Linked DNA regions of Homo sapiens: region 2 is linked to region 1. Evidence: read pairs that join two places in POLR2A ChIA-PET (ENCODE). Cell type or tissue: OCI-LY7. All regions are shown on one strand. Links, peaks and the distances in the headings refer to the core of each region. The heading gives the core; the rest is flanking DNA. Region 1 overlaps LY86-AS1 (LY86 antisense RNA 1). Region 2 overlaps LY86 (lymphocyte antigen 86).

The links. Peaks named below come from ENCODE experiments on the same cell type or tissue, not always from the same donor. Only the 100,000 strongest peaks of a DNase experiment are listed, where the experiment ranks them.
Region 2: POLR2A ChIA-PET joins it to region 1 with 15 read pairs; 8 of 35 experiments call an interaction of 5 or more read pairs at or near these places.

Annotation. Positions count from the first base shown.
Region 1 is chr6:6,566,344-6,573,130 of GRCh38, reverse strand. It overlaps LY86-AS1 (LY86 antisense RNA 1), which reads left to right. Exons shown (of 8, transcript NR_026970.1): 2 at 3,642-3,713. Among named protein-coding and RNA genes, the nearest start is that of LY86, 19 kb to the left of the region's middle. In OCI-LY7, for the core only: no CTCF peak of the experiment used is centred there; no DNase peak of the experiment used is centred there.
Region 2 is chr6:6,654,968-6,664,542 of GRCh38, reverse strand. LY86 (lymphocyte antigen 86) reads right to left here. Exons shown (of 5, transcript NM_004271.4): 5 at 9,561-9,575. Among named protein-coding and RNA genes, the nearest start is that of LY86-AS1, 37 kb to the right of the region's middle. In OCI-LY7, for the core only: no CTCF peak of the experiment used is centred there; a DNase peak (open chromatin) is centred at 4,672.

The sequences.
Region 1 (6,787 bases), core at 1-4,000:
TCAATTTCATTTACAACAGCATCAAAAATAATACAATACTTAGGAATAACTTTAACCAAGGAGACAAAAGCCTTATACACTGAAAAGTACATAATATTTTCAGAAGAAAATTAAAGAAGACATAAATAAATGGAAAGACATCTGTGTTCTTGGACTGAAAGACTTAATATTGTTAAAATGTTAATACTACCAAAAGCAATCTACAAATTCAGTGCAATCCCTATCAAAATCCTAATGACATATTTTGCAAAAATAGAGAACTCATCCTAAAAGTTATATGAAATCTCAAGAGACCCCCAAAATCCAAAACAATCTTGAAGAAAAAGAACAAATTTGAATGACTCACGCTGCCTGATTTCAAAACTTACAACAAAGCTACCGTAATCAAAATATGTGTTATTGGCATAAAGATAGACATATAGACCAATTAAACAGAAGAGAGAACCCAGAAATAAACACTCAAATACATGGTGAATTTCAACAGGAGTGCTGCTAAGACCACTCAATGGGGAAAGACAGTTGTTTTAGTTTTTGTTTTGTTTTGTATTTTTTTTTAAGCAAATGATGCTGGGAAAACTGGATACTCGTATGCAAAAGAATGAAGCTGGACCCTTACCTTATACATATACAAAAATTAACTCAAAGTGGATTGAAGACCCAAATTTAAGATCTAAAATGATAAAAACTTAGAAGAAAACATAGGGAGAAATCTTCATGACATTGCATTTGCAATGATTTCTTGGAAATGATACCAAAAGCATAGGCAAGAAAAGAAAAAAATAGACAAATTGGACTTCATAAAAATTAAAACTTTTGTGCATCAAAGGACCCTATCAACAAAGTGAAGAGACAACTCACAGAATGGGATAAAATATTTACAAGTCATATGTCTCATAGGGGATTTATATCCAGAATATATTAAAAAAAAAACCCTTACAACTCAAAAACAAAACAAATAATCCAACTCAAAAACAGGCAAAAGTGTGAATAGGTAGAAAGAAGATCTATAACACATGAAAAGATGCTCTGCATCATTAGTCATTAGGGAGATGTAGATTAAAGCTATGATGAGATACTACTTTACATCCATTAGGATGGCTAATTTTAAAAAACTGGAAAATAAGTGTTGACAAGGATGTGGATGTGAATTCTCTCAAATGCTGGTAGAGATATAAAAGGTGCAGCCATTGTAGAGAACAGTTTGGTGGTCCCCCAAAAAGTTAAACATAGAATTACCGTATGATTCAGCCATTTCACTGCTAGGTGTATACCCAAATGAATTGAAAGCAAGGACTTAAACTGATACTTGTGCACTGATGCTTATAACATTATTCACAGTAGCCAAAAGGTGAGAAAGAAGCCAAATATCTATCAACAGATGAATGGATAAACAAAATGTGGTATATACATACAATTAAAAATTACTTAGCCTTAAGCAGGAGTGAAATTATGATATACTACAACATGGATGAACCTTGAAAACATTACATTCAGTGAAACAAGCTAGACACAAAAGGACAAACATCGTATGATTCTACTTATATGAGGCACTTAGAATAAACAAATTCATAGAGACAGGATGGTGGTTACCAGGAACTTGGGGGAGGGGAAAATGGGAAATTATTGTTTAATGGTTACCGAGTTTCTGTTTGGGGTGATAATAAAATTCTGGAAATGATGGAGATGGTTGCCCAACACTGTGAAGGTACTTAATGCCACTAAATTTTACACTTAAAAATTGTTAAAATGGTTTCTAAAAATGAGGCTAAACTAGGATTGCTAACTTTTTATTTTGTAACAAATGCCATTAGAAAAGAAATTCCATCTACTATTGCTATAATTGTTTTAAAAGAAAGGATAGTTTAACACCAAAAAAAGGTGATGAAAGATACAATCTTAAACTAAAGGAGTGTTCTTCACAATCAGGACAGTTCATAACCTCACACTGACGTTTATATTATTATTGTTTGTTTGTTTTGTCTGAGTCTGGTAAAAATGTTTCATGTATCTGTGGGCAAGCATTTCAGAACTACTTGGAGCCGAGCCCAGGATACCAGGGACATTTTATAGTGGCAGAGAGCCCTGAGAGATTGTATACAACACAGTCTAGATTCTTTATATGATCCCTGAGATACATACTATACATTGTATGTTGAAAATTTTACTTGTAATATTCATAACAGCCCAATATTCTGAGATATGCAGGGAAGGAGTGCTCTAGTAGCATACTTCTATAACATTTGTATCTTTTAAAATAATAACCATACAGCACTTGTGCAATTTATGAAGAAAATTTAAAAATGGTGTTGAATTAGTTGGAGCAGGTAGAGATTCTTTCTTTCCTTCCTTCCTTCCTTCCTTCCTTCCTTCCTTCCTTCCTTTCTTCTTTCTCTTGCTTGCTTGCTTTTTGAGACGGAGTCTTGCTCTGTCATCAGGCTGGAGTAGAGTGGCATGATCTCAGCTCACTGCAACCTCCGCCTCCCAGTTCAAGCAACTCTCCTGCCTCAGCCTCCCGAGTAGCTGGGACTACAGGTGTGCACCACCACACCCAGCTAATTTTTGTATTTTTAGTAGAGATGGGGTTTCACCATGTTGGCCAGGATGGTCTGGCTCTCTTGACCTTGTGATCCACCTGCTTTGGCCTCTGAAAGGTTTCTTTCATTTTTAATGTCATTTTCTCAAACCTTAAAAAATACCTGCAGGATCTTCAAAGTCAGCCTGCTGGTGTAGTATCACCATTATTGTTTTTCCTTAATTTTTACTCCATGACAAGAGAAAATTTGAAAGTGATCAGCTTTTTTGATTTTTGCAAAAGGGAGCTGTTTTTCTGCTGTGGTGAGTTGTCTTTGACAGATTAATATAACATGTTAAAACTGATATGTCAGGAAATATTTAAACAAATTAACATGTCTATTAAAATGTAAATTGTGGACATACATAAATATTTACTCCTTTATTGAACAGGACAAGCACATCTCCCCTGACCATACCTAAATGTTTGAATTTTCTCCAAGGACAAAGCTGGAGACAGTTGGCAAAAATGGAGGGCATATACATGAAGGAATTACTGTGTTTTATTGGCTTAACCTCAGGTGTGCCGGTGGCTTAGCCCTTTGGAGTGAATGGCAGAGCCGAACCCTTTCTAGGAGTGCAGATATGAGGTCATCAAATTTCTGATGGCTGTGAATCATATCTGCTAGACTTTCTCTCCTTAGAGATGAGGAAAGCCTGTTTGTATTGAATATTTTTTTTTCCAGGTCAGCTGCAGCAAGGAAAAAGAGAGGAAATTAACTGCTTTCTACAAACTTTTTGCAATAGCCTTCATATCTAAGACTAAAGACTCCACTTGATTCAAACTGGGAACAGATTTTAAAATGTCAGGGACAGCTGGGGAGTGATTCTTTCAAAGTCCCAGGGCTCAAAATACTTGTCAGGCTAAGAGAACAAGGAGAAAGAGGCAGTACTCCAGCTGTTCAAATAGAAACTGTTGCCTCCAAAAGATTCCCTTTAAAACAAGCCATTCCTCCTCTTGCTCCCCAGCCTGCTCTCTGGTAGACCTCTTCGAGTTCCACTCAACGTTAGCTTCCATCCTGCAAACTTATAAGCTGTTCTTGACTCTGTCTCATTCCTCACATCCTCAGTGTGGCGTGTGGAAAGAAGAGGAACCAGAAAAGAATGTTTGTGAAGTTCTGGCTTGAATCTCGTGCCGGGAGGTGAGTCTGCACACAGCCCCCGATCCTTCTAAATGCACGAGGATGACGACTTCTATTTTCCCAGGGATGTCTGAGCTTCCAGCGAAGCAGTCTATGAAAAAGCATCTGTTGCGAAGTAGGCATTCAGTACATGTAAAAAACAAATGCACACACAAACCAACGCTTCCCTTATTGCATCATTTCTCAGTTCCATCCCTCCTTTGCATTCTTACCGCCTCTCCAGCCCTGGCCTGTGCAACCTTGAGACTGAGTTATGGAATAGCCTTTGGTCCTGTCCTGCCTGGAGTCTCTCTTTCCAAGCCCTTCTCTGGGTCACGGGGACAAAGTGCTCTGACCCCCACCTGACACACTGGTCTTTCTATGCACAGAACCCTGTGCATGTTCTTTTCTACTTTTAGGTTGGCGGTCAAAGTCCTTGGTCTGGAATTGGCTTTCAGAGTTAATTTTCCCAAAGTTGGTCTTCACACCTTGCTCCTTGGGCCTCCTTGTTTACAGGGAGGATAAAGGTTTGCCTTCTCTTCCCTTTATAAGCAAGTCACGGGGCTCCCACCTCCACCTTTGTCCATGCAGTTCTTCCTTGACTTCTTTGCCTTTCCTCTGCTTCACAGCTACTTTCCGTGGACTTTTCCCAACTACACCCTGGAGGGTCTGTCTTCTCTTACCTCCATTGCACCAGCAGAATGGCTTGGAATTTATCAGAGGTCACACTCTGTTTTGTATAAGTTCTGGGCCCTTGTCTGGTTTAGAGCTCCTTGAGGGATTGGCATATACAGCTTTAGACCTTCAGAACCTAGCATTGCTTCAGAGGGGCCATAAATACAGGTTAATGAGGAGGAACAGAATAGGATAGGTATTCCCCTGACCCGCCCAGGGACCTCCCCTGATGCTCGTAGCCCTGTCTTGGATAATTGTTCACTGCTATTGGAACATAGGCTTTACTGTTCATTTATTCTTTAACATGTTTTTATTAAGCACCTACTGTGTATTAGGCACTGTGGTAGGCACTGGCAATGCAATAGTGAAGAAAGCATTTCCTAAGTCCTTTTTGCTTATAGAAGCTTCATTTCAAAATTACTTGCAGAAGGGTAGGGGTGAGTCCAGGTTTTGTGGAGCCTAGCACGTTTATAATTGATGGGCCCCCTTGGGAAAAAATATAAAATTTCAAATACAAATGAATATTTTGATTCAATGTTTAAAATGATAAAAGAAATAAAACATTATTAAATATTATTAAATTTATTAAATTTAAAACACTGACCAGTACCACAAACATTGAAAAATACACGAAAAAGCATTTCAGCTAGTTTTCTATGTAGTTTTCCTAAGTACTTGTTTCTCTTAGACATTTTTGACTTCCCTCTCTTCAGATGAAAGTTTTGTAATATTTTCCTAGAAAGAAGCTAGGAAGATAATTAAGTCTTCCCTCTAGCATTGTTGATTGAATTTGTTATTATTGCTGATAGTTTACAACAAATGAATTTTTAGTTCCCCAATTAGTTATGGGTAAATTTTCAGGATTAATGTCAAATTTGGGCAAATGTCTACTGAGTTTCCCTTATACAGTAATTATAAGATTCAAGGGCTTTCCAACTTTTCTCCTATACTAATCTCTAAAAAAAAATCTTCAAGTTGGAGCCGAAAACCGAATACCACATGTTCTTACTTGTAAGTGGGAGCTAAACACAAGGTGCCGTGGACATGAAGATGAAAGCAATAGACACTGGGGACTCCTAGAGTGGGGAGAGGGGGAGAGGGACAGGGCTGAAAAACTACCTCATGGGTGCTATGCTCCCTGGGTGGTGGAGTTATTTACACAATAGACCCATGTCACAAACCTGCACGTGTGCAGCCCCTGAATCTAAAATCAAAGTTGAAATTATTTTTAAAATAATTCATTCTCTTAACAAAAAGGGGAAAAAAGAAGATGGTTTGTTTATAATTGTTTTAGTTGAATCACCAACAATATTTCTAATAGGAGAGAACTTCCATTTTGCCTAGGTGCCTGTAAGGACTGAAACTTCCACTTGCAATGATACAAGCCTGCTGATTGGAAACATTCCCCACAGATTCCATTCCAAACCTTGTTTCTCCCCACCCCACCCACTGGTCTCTGAGGGTTGGTGCTATGGAGAGACTCTAAGGCATGAGCTGTCTGGTCAGTGTTGGTGCGTCAGCAGAATGGGTGGTAGGACCATCCCAGAAGCAACTCCTGCACCAGAACCCCCAGCATTGATGCTACATAAGTGACTGGGGATCACAAACATATACCCCTCTTGACCAATCGAATGGATGCCCAATACCAATCTCCCTTTAGCATCATCCTCAAAATGCCCTCAGCCACTCCACACCACCAGATAGGTCCTGGAAAGGGGCCATGGGAGTGAGGGCTGGCCAGTCGACGTCATCCACTTCATAGTAAGTCTGCCTGTGGCAAAGGAAAGAAGTCGGCTCTGGGCTTATTGCCATGGACTGTGGAGGGACTGGAGTCCTTCAGAATGGTGCTCCCCAGAGTGAGAGCCATGGACCAGCAGTGTCAGAGTCACCTGGAGCTTGTAAGAATGCAGATTCTTGGGCCCTATCCTAGACCTACTGGATCAGAACTGAGATCTTCAGGTGGTTCTGATGCATACTAAAGATGCAAGGATCATTACTTTAGAATTATATATCCAATATGATAGCCAGTCACCATATATGGCTATTAAAGTTGATTAAAAGGAAACAATTTCTAGTGCTCAATAGCCACATGTGGCTAGTGGCTGTCATAGTGTACACTTAGACATTGAGCATTTCTATCATCAAAGATGCTTCTGCTGGACAGGACTGTTTAGAATACATGCCATCCAGGTGTGCTTCCATCCCAAACTCCTTCCCACTATGGCCAGTTATATGGCTAGCATTATATAGCATATATTCAACTATATCATCAACTATGGCATGATCCCACTTTATCAACATTATGTATTTATATGTGGACCTTTCCAACTATAAACTATGTGAGTTCCAGGACCCTGGGTTGTTCATCTTAAAACCTGCAAAGCCTAGCCTTGAGTCTAATACATAATGTTAAGTGTATG
Region 2 (9,575 bases), core at 2,894-6,893, 89 kb before region 1:
TGTGCTTGTTTTAATGCATGCAGTTAAAAATGACTTCAGGGAAGGAAGAGGGAATAATATCCACTGAGTCCTTACCAAGCTTGGCACGTTACATATTCCACACAACAATCTGGGAGGCAGAAATTACTAGCCCATTTTACAGATGAGGAAGCTGACACATAAAAAAATTAAGTAGCTTTGCCTAAGGTCACACAGCCAGGACATGATGGAGCTGAGACTCAGCCCCTCTCTGGTTTTCACGGCAACATGCCCTCAGGTTTATACCACTTTAAGAAAAGCAGGAAAAGAAAGAAAAGAAAAAGGCATAAGGACGTGGGTTACATGCAATTTTAGGACTGTACGATTGCTATTACTAAAGATACCACCGAAGAAAGTATGGGTTTTTCTTTCTTGGGAATTTTAGAGGTCTCGGTGGTCAGTTCTCCTACTTAAGGTATCCTTTGACTGAAAGGACTTCTAAAGGTTTTCTGTAATTTGTGGTTGCATGAAGGTCACCCCATTGTTACTTGTGGTTATGAAACAGTGACAATAGGGACTAAGAAGAGAAAGGGGCAGGTATAGAGAGTGTGTGGAATGCTACGGCAGCAGGGAGGGGTCTGGGCTGGGCAGCTGCTCCTGCCATTCCTGCTCTTCTGACAATATGATATCTGAGCACAGAGCGCTGGAGGAGGGAGGGCGGGAAAGGAAAGAGATGGCCCCCACATGCACAAAAGGACAGGTGGGCTCTGTACGTCTCACCCTCCACAGAGATAAGCTGGAGGCTGCGGCCTCATTTCTAACTGAATTCCGCTACTGTCTCCAGGGCCACTCCTTGGGAAGACCTAGTTAGAGCCATATAATGATATGATATGAGCCAATGTTTGTCAATCTCTGTGCTGCACATGATATGGCCATTGTCTTGTCATCATTTCTGTTTAACAGACGAGGAAACAGATGTCTCATGGTCTGTAGGTGGCAGAGGAAGGACTTGAACTGAGGTCCATCTGTACTCAAGCCCCAGCTGGTCTCCACCACGATGGTCTGGTTGTCTAGTGTTGAAGTCACCTACATGGGTACTAAACCCGGCTTCACCAATGAATACCCTGTAATCTTTTGTTGAGTTTCAGCTTCCTAATATTACAAATAATGAAGATTATAGTACCGACTTTGTGGGACTGCCATGAAGATTTAGTAAAATTACCCAATCTTGGCCAGAATGTTACGGCTTGAGTTGTGTGCCCCTCCAAAAGGTATGTTGATGTCTTAAGTCCTAGTGCCTTAGAATGTGACTGTATTTGGAAATAGGGTCTTTAAGGGGTCATTAAATTAAAATGAAGCCATGAGGGTGGGTCCAAATCCAGTGTGACTGATGTCCTTGCTAAAAGGGGAAATTTGGACACCGAAACCGACAGGCACATAAGGAAGATAAAGCAAAGACACACAGCAAGAAGGCGATGAGAAGTGAAGGATTGGAGAAATGCATCCACAAACCAAGGAGTGCCCGGGGCTCCCAGAAGCAGGAGAGAGGCAGGAGCAGGCCCTTCCCTCGCAGCTTCAGAGGGAGCATGGCTCACCCAGCACCTTGATGTCAGACTTCTGGCCTCCAGAGCGATGAGACAATACATTTCTGTTGTTTAAAGCTACACCTTTTGTGGTACTTTATTGCAGCAGCTCTGGGAAATTAATACAGCACACAATCCAATGTTCTTGTTCTTCCTTAGGCCATTCATTCAACTAATATTTTAAACCAAGTGCTGGGGATTTGTTCAGAGGTTCAGAGGTGAACAGATCCCGTTTCTGCTCTCAGGTGGCTCATGTCCTAGTTAGGGACACAGACACATCAACAAGCAATGATAGTGGAGTGTGGTTGGTGTCTTGCCATGGGCAAGGCAAGGCCAGGGTGCTTCAGGGGCTTCAAAGAGGGGCCCTTAAATTAGCGTGGGCATCAGAGAAGCACAGCTGCTTCGAGGGAGTGATATCCCAAAATGATGGAGTAGTCGTTTTATTTGGAAAAGAACACGCCTGTTATGGTGCAAGGGCGTTAATGACTTTTTGTTGTTATAATTGAACAAGGACAGTTCCAAGTATATATAAAAAATGACAGGAATAAGCAAGATTAGAAGGGAAGCCAATGTGTTTGTTTCACTTAGCAGTTCTGCCTCCAGAATCGCTTTTAGCTGAGATGTTTCCTGATTAAGGCTGGGGGATGGTTGGTAGTGACAAGTCGAGGTTGAGTAGGGTGGGGTCCTGATGAGATCAGGGAACATCTATCCACAGGAAAGACTGATGTCTTCTTAAGGCAGAATACTTAGCCCTCTTTCATCAACATGTGCCACATGGCAAGAAAAGATTCCAAAGCCCTTGCTGCTGGGTAAAGTTGTGTAGCTTGTGGACTGCACAAGGACCCCTGACCAAGGGGAGAGTGGGGACTGAAATCCAGCATATGCTCCCTTGCCCAGGCTGCGTGTCTTGGGATACCTCTTTGTTTTGCACAAACATACCATCTGCTTACTCAGTCATCTGCCACTGACTCAGGTTCCACCCAGAAAGGGCACCTTTTTCTAATTCATACAAGGTGCCATCTGTGCAAGAGGTAATTCCAAGCATGGTCTTTGGGTCTGGCTGCATGAGGCAGCATTTGTTTCTTTTGAAACAAAGGCCATTCTACCAGTTGGAAGTCTGCCAACGAGTCCCTGTTACACAATTAGAGCCTGGTTCTCTGGCAACCCTCATGTGTACTCCCACGGCATTAGCTAAATTACCACCACCCAGTTAACTTGCTAGCCTGCACTCGTACTCTATGGCTTTCAGCTTATGCACCTGAAGTCAAGACCATATGTGGTTTTTATGGAGCCAGAAAGTTAGGGATGCAATAAAGCTCTAAGTAACTGGCTAATAAATGTTAGTTATATGTTTCGTCTGGGTTGCTAGGACAATCCTCTACAAATTCTATTTTGTCGTATATTTAAACACTGAATACTTTGTACATTACTTTGAGCTTCCAGCTTCTTCTCCTTTAGTCTCCCCCCCTCCCCAGTTTGCTTTGGGAATGAGGTCAATGGATGTACTGTGGGGGTTCGGGGGTGTGCTCCAGTCCAGAATATGAACAGACAACAGGTTCTTACACTTATCGTCTGGAGGATCGCGAGCAATGCAGCCTGTCTGTTGTCTGGAGGATCGCGAGCAATGCAGCCTGTCTGTCTGAGAGCAGAGGGGAAAACAACAGTATAGGAATAGTGCAGGTGTTACAATAGTGCGCGTGGCCTTCCAGACGGCAGTGGGGGGAACAGAAGGAGCTGGGGTGGGGTGCTTGGTAAGGAAATGGGATCCCCATTCTGGGGTGGCTTCAAGGGAGGGAAAACCTGTTCACCAGGGAAATAGGAATTTCTTCTGTGTCAACAGTCTGTGGGTTCATATGAAGACATTTCAGCAATAATAACATAATTAAAAATCACTGACTTACAACCCTACATGCATGTTACAGAATCTTCAGTTTCTCCTCACTCCCTACCCTGCTTATTTCTGGAAGCCTCATGTCAGCTCAAGAACAGTTCTTTCCCGTTTCACCCTTTAGCTCCCTCTTCCTGGGGCTGCTGTCCAAGCCGCTTCAGGTACATGAAGACAGAGTCTCTCTGCTCTGGTGTGCACCGGGGTGGCAAGGGGCCTGGGTCTATGCCTTGCTGGCCTTCCGTCCTCTGTGTTCTGGGTCCCCTCAGGTTCATGGAACAAGCTATGCTGTGCCCTACCCTCCTGCCCTTATGCCACCTTGCCACCGGGACCCCATGAAATGCTGCAGGTGCCCTGGTATTTCTCCAAATCCCTTATAAAGTTAGCTCCTAGCTGTTGCTTCTCTCTGCAGGAGGCTCTGCCACAAAACCAAGGGGCTAGGGAGAGAGCTGGGACCCCAGGCCATTCCTCCCACTCTGCCTCCGCCCCCAGGAGCTTGTCCACAACATGTAGGCACCAGGACCTCCAGTGTCCCAGCCAACCTTCAAGGGCCAGCATGTTCCCTCCTTCTACCGTGAAGCCAAGCCACGTGTCCTCCCCGCCTCAAAGCCCCCCACAGTGCTTTGTTCTTGTCTTGTGCTGCTTACCATGGTTTCTCCATCACAGGAGATTTTTGGTACTCTTCTTCTTCCCTTTTCCTAAAAGATAAGCTGAGTTTGAATTGGGATTATACTATATATTATTTATTTTTTATATTTGATGTATTGTGCTTAATACAATGCTCAGCAAACCGTAGGTGCTGACTAAAGATTTACGAAGGGAAAGAAGAAAACAGTGAAAAAGCCAGATTATGCTTATGGCACATTCACCCAGGTGGGTTTGACAGTGAGTGACCAAAAGCTTTTGTGGAAGAGCATGAACAAATCATGAAACTGACTAGTATTCATGATCCCTTTTTGTTCTGTGCTGTCATCATTGAGTTAATGTAACTGTCATTAGCCTACCTTTGTTTTTAGCTCATTTGCTGCTTGAGTTAACACATTCTGCAAGCCTGCAACTAAAACCATGAAGTGTTTCTTTATTATATGGTGTCTTTCCAAACAGCCAAGCAACATTAGGTAGAAAGAGCCTGGATTTGGAGTGAGACAGAATTGAATCCTGGCTCACTGATGGAGCTCACAAGCCTGGGGAACCTTAGGCCAGTTCCTCAATTTCTCTAAACCCAGACTTCCTCTTCTATCACGTGGACCATTGTGTTACGCACCCACAGGCTGTTCTGGAGATGAAGTATTGAGATGCAGGCCGAGCACAATGCTGGCGCAGAGAGCCTGCACAAATCGTTGTTAGCTTTTACACAATTATTATTATCATGGTGGTTGTTCTGCCTTCTCAGATGTTATCTTTCTGCACTCACATATATTAATCTTTGTAGTTTATGTGGAAACCTTATTGCATCCCCTTGATTATGTCAATGATGTTCTCTGGCTCTTTCTTGAATTTTCTTCTACCACTTCTGAGTGAAGAAAAGGAAAGAAATGATATGATAAAGTCTTCGGTGGCAGGGATATTTTCTGTTTTTCCACCCTTGGGTGGGTTTCAGGGAAATCCAGAAAAATACCAGCTGGCAGAAGGTATCATTGTTTTTGGCTAAAGGAACATTGATACATACCCTTTTCCACAGAAGTGAGGAGACCAAACCACTGGAGGAAAGGAGGTGGTTTTGTGTCACATGTGAAAAGAAAGCTGGGCGCAAGGGGAGAAGAATATTTCAGGCCAGAGCATTTGAATGCAGCTGAAGGCTTCCGTTCCACACTAAGTAACTGAAGACATTTACAAACTAGATGAAAATAACTCTTTTATAAGCCCTATAGGACCCCTGCTTGCCTGATAAAATGATTGGAAAATTAGGTAGACTAACTTGTTTTGCTGATTGAGAAAAATACGGCCAATTCAAACCTGCAGTTGAACTGTTGAGATAATAAACTCCGCCATTCTAACGAGTCTGGGTTGTCATCAGGATGTGGCCCTTTCTGTTCTCGTGCTAGCTATTTTGGATTATCTTTCCTGAAGGCAGACGTAATTGTTACATTTGCAGATGTCACATTTAGTTATGCAGGCATTGGGTGTGTGTCTTTGTGTGCAGGAAACAAGTTTAATTAAAAAAATACACGTATTTTCTTTTTTTTTTTTTTTTTTGAGACAGAGTCTTGCTCTGTCACCCAGGCTGGAGTGCAATGGCATGATCTCCGCTCACTGCAACCTCTGCCTGCCTCCCGGGTTCAAGTGATTCCCCTGCCTCAGCCCCCTGAGTAGCTGGGATTACAGGCATGTGCCACCACGCCAGGCTGATTTTTGTATTTTTAGTAGAGACGGGGTTTTACCACGTTGGCCAGGCTGGTCTCGAACTCCTGACCTCAAGTGATCCGCCCACCTCGGCCTCCCAAAGTGCTGGGATTACAGGAGTGAACCACCACACCTGGCCCACATTTTCTTTCATAGGCCCTTTTGGCCTGGTTATATTGTTTCTGTTTGGGGGCCAGAAAGGTGTATCCAAATGTTTTCCTTAAATTCTTTTCAGAGTTCATGGCCCAGGGAACATGCCCCCATGCCAGGTCTAATAAAACTAGCTACACTTAGAAGAAATCAAGATGCCAAGGGACCATCTCAGGACCCAGAAGGGAATGTGGGCTTATGGGTGAGGGCTGGGCTTCTAGGATTGTTTGCTCTGATGATGTAGGAGGATGGGAGAGGTAAATTAGGAAAAGAGGCTTTAGCACTGCAAGTGAACACCCACCTTAACATAATAATGACTTATTTTTATTGAGTGACGTGCCAGGCCCTATTCTCAGCATTTTACATGCATTTTCTCATTAATTCTCACACTGTCTCTACAAGATAGGTACTATTATTATGGTCAGCACCTACAGATGAGGAAACTGGGGCTTAGACAATAAAAGTCACTTGCCCAGTGAACAGCTAGGAGAGAATTAGAACTTAAAACTGGCCTAATTCGAGACATGATCTGGACATGTCCTTTGGCCTAGTTTGAAACATGCCCTTCCTCTCCCTTTACCCCTTGGCAACTTCCCCAGTTTCCACTTAAGGATATGTGTGGTTCCAGTGGGAATAACTCTGATCCAGGTCTAGGGGTGGGGCATGTGACATAGGCTAAGCCAATCAGGGTAGGGTCAAAGTGATTGGTCAGGATGTTACTGAGCCAGCAATGGGCTCACTGCCTAATGTGCATTGTGGCCAATCCCACTGCACTGGCTTTTAAGAAAAGAAAAGGTTTACTGCAAGTCTACCAGCAAGGAGACAGGAGGAAACACTCCAACCTGTCTCTGCAAGTTGGAGTTTAGGACAGGTTTTATAAGCATGGGGTCATGAGGCATGATCTGATTGGATTTTGCAATGAGGTGATGCTGGGAGGCATAATCTGATTGGATCTTGCAATGAGGTGATGCTGGGAGGCATGATCTGATTGGATCTTGCAATGAGGTGATGCTGGGAGGCATGATCTGATTGGATCTTGCAATGAGGTGATGCTGGGAGGCATGATCTGATTGGATCCCGTCATGGGGTGATGCTGGAAACTGATATGATTGGATCCTGGATCCTGACATGCCGTGTTCACTTCTTAATTAAGTTCCCACTCCTCAGTCTTGCACTGAGGTCCCCCTGTGGTCGCATACTTGGTTCATCTGGGCATGCTCGGGTTACATAACCTTCAACCTGGAGTCCACGGCAACCGAAAAACAACTCACAACTTTATCATATAAGAGTTGAGCCAGATTGGTCTGCTGTGGTTACAAGGAGAGGTCATGTGACCCAAGCCATTCTAATCAGAATGAGTAACAGGGTTTTGGGATAAAGGTCTCTTTTGCCTTCTGTACTGTGGACAGTGTGGATGTGAGGTCTCCAGCTACTGAAATGATTTGCTATTGTGGGACAGACTGTCTGAGGGTAAAGGCAATATTCCAGGAGACCCGAGGTGGAAGAACTGTGGAGAAATGGAGGTGAAGAGCCGATGATGAATGAACCTCAGCAGCAAACGCTGGCTGACACCTAAACCACCCTGGGACTCAGTAGTCATGGGAGACAACCTAGTCCCCTATGCATAAGCCAGATTCAATTGAGTTCTCTGTTCCTCATAGCCAAAACGTTCTAAGAGATGCGATCACACTGTCCTGAGGGGCTTTATCAGCATTCTGCCTAGACTCTAGCCTGACAAAGCTTCCCTTGGGCACTGGAATGTTCCTCAAAAATATTTTTTAAAACGTTCTATACGTAACGATGGAAATTGCCCTCAAAATATAAAGAAGGGCTGGTGGGCACTCCAATGTCTGAAGCTGGCTGATTTTCATAATAATTCCTTAATTGTGGCAGCACTGCATCATCCTGAACCAAGCTGTTTTTTTTTTTTTTTTCTTCAGAAGAGTTTATTGAGGACACATTTTTGGAGTTGTTGATAGTGATTTTTGAAACAGTAGCAATTCTCTTTACAGGAGAAGTCAATTTAGTTTGATAGATTGTCTGGGCACTTTGACCCCACCCCAGCCAGTAACCACACAATGGCTAGCCTGAGAGGGCTCGGCTTGGGGTCACCCACCTCCCCTGACAACCCTGCTTCCTGGGCTGGCCCTTTCAAAGTCATCTTAGTTACTACATCCTGCCAGAGTGTTAAATAATGACAGACTCTAGCGTTTCTCCTAGCAGGGCTGTTCGTATTCCAAGAGGAGACTCCTGAACATTGAAATATGTTTTCAACTTGCTGGAATAAAACTAATGGTGAAATTTAAGGCCCATGACAGGACACTAAGAAAAGACATATTCTGGGACAAAGAAACATTTTTTTTTCTCTCAAATCATGTCCTTAGTGAAACGGCTGTGTACTTGTATATTCAGCTATGACTAGGATAGTCTCCATATATGGAAATTCCAGTTTAACACAAACCTATAGCATCTGAAACTTTCTCTCTCCCTCCCTCTCTCTCTCACGCACACGCACCCACACAGTCAATTTAAAGAAGAGGGCAAAGGGATTGGGAAGGGACTGGCTGAGTTCCACCTGTGTCTTTGGAAGGCTGTGACAGCTGTCTTGTACTGTTAGAACATGTGCGTACACAGAGTCTAGCCAGGGACTTTACTACTTGTGGTGATGGTTACTGAAAAGGGAGAGAGGTGAATGTCTCAAGCTAGAGGGAATGGCCAGGGGCAGGAATCATTTGCTATTCTTGTGCGTAACACCGTCACCCCCATGTACGTTCAGAGGTTTGCTCCTGAGCCTAGTATGACCACGCACGTCTTTTCCCTCGAGCATTATGGGCCTAGGCAAGGACGCTGCTGCAATTTTGCCTGCTCATAACCCAGAAAACCTCAGATGCTGGTTTTAAAGTTTGACAGGCATTTTTGACCTGCTATTCTAGGTGGTTTACTGATGTATAAACAGTGATTAATAGCAACTACTGTTTTTTAAACTATGGAATTTTTTTCTCTTTTAATCTCTAATATAGTGGCATTTTTATGAATGATAGTGTCAACTCACCCACCTTACTCCAGCCCCTTAGCAGGAGCAAGAGGGCCAGCAGGGACACTGGAAGGACAGGGGCGTCGGATGGTGAAGGGGCTATGCAGCCCACCATGCGATCAGTGCATCCCAGGAGAGAAGACGGGGCCGCAGAAATGGCTCTGGAAGTAGCATGGGCAACATGCTCATTTACGGAGAGCATCGTAGAAGACAACTTAAGAACACAGCACCTGATACACATTAAGTGTTCAGGAGTTATTCCTTGCATTCATTAATGAATGCAGTAATGAACGCCAGCATATGCTGAGGTCAAGTGTAATCATGCTTTGAGGGATGAAGGTGAAATGAATGTTTGGATAAGCGAGAGTATGATGTCCCTATTCGTGAGGTTGCATCAGCTTCTCGGCCCTCATGGTCCAAGGGTGGGGGCCTGCCCAGGAGAAGCAATGGCACATTTTCCCAGTGTTCTAATTTTAGCCAGGCTGTCACCCTCCTGAATTTCTTGGAACTGCTTATGCTGCACCAGCATCCGGCACTGTATCTGGAGGAAATGACTTTTTAACTACAGCATTGTAGTAAGATTCTTTGAACAAACCACAATGAACAATGGTGGCCAGCTTTC